Regions from separate parts of the Homo sapiens genome. Here region 2 is linked to region 1. The links are chromatin loops, found by intact Hi-C in ENCODE. Cell type or tissue: gastrocnemius medialis. All regions are shown on one strand. Links, peaks and the distances in the headings refer to the core of each region. The heading gives the core; the rest is flanking DNA. Region 1 has its middle 38 kb from the start of CEMIP2. Region 2 has its middle 73 kb from the start of C9orf85.

The links. Hi-C counts contacts between places; a loop is a spot of excess contacts. Peaks named below come from ENCODE experiments on the same cell type or tissue, not always from the same donor. Only the 100,000 strongest peaks of a DNase experiment are listed, where the experiment ranks them.
Region 2: a loop joins it to region 1, with 2.9 times the contacts of the local background. A loop is called at or near these places in 28 of 110 quality-filtered maps.

Annotation. Positions count from the first base shown.
Region 1 is chr9:71,805,398-71,808,322 of GRCh38, reverse strand. No RefSeq gene overlaps it. Among named protein-coding and RNA genes, the nearest start is that of CEMIP2, 38 kb to the right of the region's middle. In gastrocnemius medialis, for the core only: CTCF peaks have their summits at 1,107 and 1,313 (motif pointing left); a DNase peak (open chromatin) is centred at 1,282; H3K27ac peaks cover 357 bases.
Region 2 is chr9:71,983,096-71,986,020 of GRCh38, reverse strand. It overlaps a transcript of C9orf85 not described here. Among named protein-coding and RNA genes, the nearest start is that of C9orf85, 73 kb to the right of the region's middle. In gastrocnemius medialis, for the core only: no CTCF peak of the experiment used is centred there; a DNase peak (open chromatin) is centred at 1,410; H3K27ac peaks cover 803 bases.

The DNA.
Region 1 (2,925 bases), core at 102-2,601:
GACAGGTGGGTGTTCTCTAAGGAGGATGTTTATGAAGATTTGCTCTGTGTTGTGCAATGAAATTCCTTTTGTTGTTGTTGTTTTTTAAAGAGACGGGGTCTCACTATATTGCCCACACTGGTCTCAAACTCCTGGGCTCAAGCAATCCTCCCACCTCGGCTTCCCAAAGTGGAAATTCCTTTTTTGTTGCCTCATCAAGAGACCCAGAGTTAAGACCTAAATAATCTATATAACCCCTTCATTGTTCTTTGTGGCAAGATGTGGTTCTTTATAGTTATGACAATGTGATTAACCTGAACATGAGATGTCCATGTTATTTTCAGGTTAGATTTATGACCTAGAGAGATCTACTTTAATGCAGCCTCACTCCTAAAATAATGCTATTAAAAAGCAGACAAGGAGATCATTTATTGAGCATGCAACAGCCACTTTACATATATTGTCTCTAACATTTTGAACAATTCTACATTGTATATCTTTTCTTTTCCATATAAAATCTGCCTCTGGGAAGTTAGGCACTTTATTTGCTCTTAGGAGAGTCTCAAAGAAATCTTTAATGAGATAAGCACAATTTTGCACATTTCTGCAATAATCTCAGCCATTGCTAGCTGTTCTTTGCTATATTAAAAATTAGTTAGATTGCTCTAAATTACATAAACATTACAGAGTTAAAATAAATATTAGCCAAAGTTGAATCTTTAAACATACCATGCATAAAAAATATGGTTGTATTCTTCCAAACCAAATATTTTATAAATATTTAAATGAGTGGACATATTAATTTCCATAATTATAACAGCAAAGTAAAAAAAAAGTAATTATCATGTTGAGCATGTGTAGTAAAAGCAAAAGCAAAGCTTGTAAATGTATTTGGAACTTCGGTTCCTCCTCTTAGTTTGTACAGAGTGACCCCCAAATTGATATAACCAGGTCTCCTGACCCCCCAGCTTGGTCTGATTTTTGCTACATGGACTACCTCAAACACAAAAGACCTCAACCTCCACTTCCTCCTGTTTGTCCATTTTGCCAGCAATCAACCTCTACCAACAGCCATTTGATTATAATTACACCTTGTTTTCCCATTTGGGTCAAGGCTGAACTCAGGCTCTTCTGGATGGTGAACTGCTGAGGGACATCATAAGAAAGTTTGAAGTTCTGCATAATTGCTGTAACAACCTGCCCTTCAGCTCTGATCTCCAACCACACTCACACTGGCTGGGCCACTCCTTTGAAGACAAAGAAAACAGTGCCAGAGGCTGTCCTACTTAATAATAAGCCTTTGGCTCTCTCTGCCCTGTATGCACATGGTGCCCTCTACTGGCAAAGTGGAGCCACATCCAGGAAGGGGATGGAGAATTGGATTATTAATGGCTTTGGGCATTCAGCGAAATCAGACCACAGTACCTGCTAAGGCCTTCCTGATAGCTTTTTGTTTGCTGATTATAAGCATTATTTGAGCTAAAAGTAGAAAGCAGTATGCTTTTATTTGCAATTTAATCATGCACGTTGCTATGGTAATGTAAAATACTTTACAGTAATTTGCATGCACTTTATCGCATTATCGTTTTAGACATTTTTTTATATGTAAACAATAAGTTTAATTATTTATTAAGTTTAACAGTAATCAGGCTGGTAGCTCACTCCTGTCATCGCGGCACTTTGGGAGGCTGAGGAGAGAGGATCATTTGAGATCAGGAGTTCGAGACCAGCCTGGGCAACATAGGGAGAATCCCCACTTCTTCTCTACAAAAAATAAAAGAAAATTAGTTGTGCATGGTGGTGCACAGCGGTAGTCCCAGCTACTCAGCAGGCTGAGGTGGGAGGATTGCTTCAGCCCAGAAGGTTGAGGCTGCAATGAGCCATTAACGTGCCACTGCACTCCAGCCTGGGAGACAGAACAAGAGACATTGTCTAAAAAAAAAAAAAAAAAAAAGAAAGAAAGAAAGAAAAAAAGAGAAACAAAAAACAAACAACAATCAGAAAATTTTCTTCAAAATAATTTTCTTAGTATGATTGCCAACAACCTTATATTAAGGGGATGAACCCAAATTATTAAATAAAATAAAAACACATCTGAAAAAAAAGGCTATAGAAGAAAGTGCACAAGAACAGGCACTTATACATACTTTTCAAAAGGACATAAACTGCACTTTTCTTGGGTGGAGGGGCGGGGACACAGTCTCTCTCTGTTGCCCAGGCCAGGCTGGAGTGCAGTGGCACGATCTTGGCTCACTGCAACCTCTGCCTCCTGGGTTCAAGGGATTCTCCTGCCTCAGCTTCCCGAGTAGCTGGGATTACAGGCATGGGCCACCACGCCCCACTAATTTTTGTATTTTTAATAGAGATGGGGGTCTCACCATGTTGGCCAGGCTGGTCTCAAACATCCTACCTCAGGTGATCCTCCTGCCTCGGCCTCCCAAAGTGCTGGGATTACAGGTGTGAGCCGCTGCACCCGGCCAAACTGCACTTTTAGGCACTGTTTCTCTTCAGATTTCCTTTGTCAACAATATATGGCAGGACTTTTGATGCCCAGATGCTAACACAGAAAGATGATTAAGTCACCTTTATGCAAAAAAGCTTGTGTCTAATGCGCAGAAAATAAGTAGATAGCATGTTATAAATAAAGGTTTGCAAAGATAAGTTGTTTGATACTGAAAAGGTTTGCTGTCTCTTCATGTAATTAAACAATACAAATCTATGTATATTATGCCACTGGAGTCAAACTCTTAAATGGTACTTGATGTGCAAAATCTTCACCTTTAAAATAATTTTTGAATTTTTTTTAAAGAGAGTCTTGCTATGTTGCCCAGTCTGGACTCAAAACCCTGGGTTCAAGGGAATCCTCTCACTTCAGTCTCCTGAGTAGCTGGGACTATAGGCACACACCACTGCACCTGGCTAACTTTTACAACTTTAAAACAGGCA
Region 2 (2,925 bases), core at 216-2,715, 180 kb before region 1:
ATATCACAATTCTTTATTCTTTCTGTCACTTATGGGCATTTAATTTCTTTGAATAAATTTAACAAGTTGCAAATGAATATTTAGCAAATTGCACTCAGATTAAAATAACAAAATAATCTCTTATCAGAAGCTAAGAAATACATTTTCCTCCTCCTCATCCATATCCAAAGACGGTTCTGAAAATGCCTTTTCTTCTCTATTATAGCAACACCTAGTGGCTTGAGAAGGCCAGGTCTAGAGGTATGCATTTACGGCTGGGAAACACTGACCTTTAGCTTTGAAGACCTCAGGTAGCACCTAGGCGTCGGCTATAACCGCATAACAATGGTCCCCATCTGAAACCATTTAAGTCAGAATCTTTGGAGGAAGAGGCCAGGATTGGTAGGTTATAAAAGTTGCCCAGATGATTTTAATGTGCAGCCAAGGCTAAGAGCTACTTATCTAGACCAGTGGTTTGCAAACTTTTGTCAAATAATCAGAATCGCGTTTCAAACACAGATTGCTGGGCCCCGCCCACAGAGTATGTTTCAGTAGGTCTAGGGCAGAGCCCAAGAATTTGCATTTCTAACAAGTTTCCCAGGTAATATTGATGCTGCTAGTCCAGAAACCACATGATAAGAACCACCGATCTAGACTAAGTCTGTTATTTAACGCAAGAAAAAAACTGCAGGCCAGACAGTTGAAGCAATTTGCTGGAGTCATGGAGTCAGATAGTGACAAAGTTGTAACTAGAACAAAGGCCTCACAATTACTTTCCTCTCATCAGATATATCTAAGCTTGGATACTGCTGAATGTTATGCCATTTGAAGCTATGTAAAGAGATCACTCCCCCGCAATAAAAATGTAAAACAAATAGATGTTTGGAGAGGTGGGTGAGGTAACTCTTTTCCATAAACGTATTTGCAAAAACGTAAACATCCTGAGAAAGCGGAAGCAGAACACATACACGAGGACCAGTACTTGATGAGGACAAGAGAGATGGGAAACAGGCTGTGGAATTCCTTTCGGCACCCTGAATGTTAACCCCTGCTCAGGAAAGGGTGCATCTGTCTTCATCATGCCTCTCTCTCCTCCCCTCCTCCAGCCACCTCCCAAAGGCAGAGCTGCCGCAACCTGCCTGGCCCATGTGGTGGCAAGTCACCCAGTCAGGAGACACCCTGGCCAGTAGTTTATCTCTTTCTTCCACATCTCTCCTATAACACAAGATTTACTGTGTTGGTGTATTTTCCCATGACTCCTAAATCTCACTCACACTTGCCCCTTACAATAAGATTTTCCCAAATATGGCTGGCTTGTCTCCAACAGTTGTGGCCCACATCTGCCAGTTAGACAGCCCTGTGCCTGAGTCTGTAGCGCAACAGCTGTGGGGCTGGGTGTGAGCCTGTCCTCCTAGCTATGCTAAGCATGCTGTAATGACACACTACCCTGGCAGCTTGGACCTTTGCCTGCTGAGCCATTTTGGCCTGCCTTAGTGGCTCCCTGAACTGTATCAGGGTGTCACATGGCAGGAGAGCTTTGCCCGTGGAGCTGGGGAATCTGTATTTTAAATACATGTTACAGGTGATTCTAAAGTACACTTCTGGGAAGTGTGGACATTTTCAGCTCAGGATTTAAGAAGGAGCAGATTTATTCTACCAATGGGAACAGAGAAGAGAGAAAGGAAACTGCATCAACCAGAGATTGCAGGTGCAGAGCATTCTCATGTAAGATATTTAAAAAACTGTTTTCTGCAGAAAAAAACTGATGAAGATTAATTTTTGAATAAGGACATATGCAAAGACTTAAGGACTGTCTGCTATGGAATAAAAGGCAGCCAGTCTAGTGGTGGACAAGAGCAACTTGAGGGGGAAGAAACCCCAAACAGAACAAAACAAAGAGGGTCTAGAATATACCAAAACGATCTCTGCAACTACAGTGGTTACATCAACAGTTTCTTAGGAAAAATCGGGCTAATACCAAAATTCACATTTTGGCTTTGATGGTTTGCTGTATAAACAGTTTTCATCATTAAAGGAAGGTCCAGTTATTCTTTTTTTCTTTCACAAAGTCCCTGATTGAATCACCTCCTCCTTCCAGCATGTTTGTTTATTTACATACATACAGAGACACAAGTACATACATACATATATCCTATTACTGGCATCTCACTTTGACTTAAAGATGATGAAAGCCATTTCAGTCACTATCTCAGGGGATGCCACTTCCCTTACCTCCCCTGTCACGTTGGACATACCCACAATAGACCCAATACAGAAGAAAACAAAAATTCTTAGAAGTTCATACTGACTTACCTACTGAAGCAATGTACCAGATTACGTGTTCTTTACATGCCTTCCAATTCTAAAAATCTATAAGAAATCACAACTGCACACACAACAGGTGCTCTACAGTTTTGTAAATGATGCAGTATGTGCCCAGGCGTGGCAGCAGATAGACTTTCAGGCTTCAGGAGTCCAAACCTCTGTCAATACCAGGATTATTATCCACACCGTTAGTTTCTTAATGTGAAGGATATCTCAAAATTGATGTATAACACATTACAGACAGCGAGAAAATATTTCCAAATTATATCTGATAAAGGACTTGTATCTAGAATATATATAAAAGACTCATAACTCAATGGTAAGAAAACAACCCAATTTTTAAAATGGGCAACACATCTGAATAGACATTTCACCAGTGAAGATATAGGATTGGCTAATAAACACATGAAAAGATGTTCAGTCGGCTGGGTGCAGTGGCTCATGCCTGTAAGCCCAGCACTTTGGGAGGCCTAGGGGGGCGGATCACAAGGTCAGTAGATGGAGACCATCCTGGCCAACATTGTGAAAACCTGTTTCTACTAAAAATACAAAAATTAGCTGGGCATGGTGGTGTGTGCCTGTAATCCCAGCTACTCGGGAGGCTGAGGCAGGAGAATCACT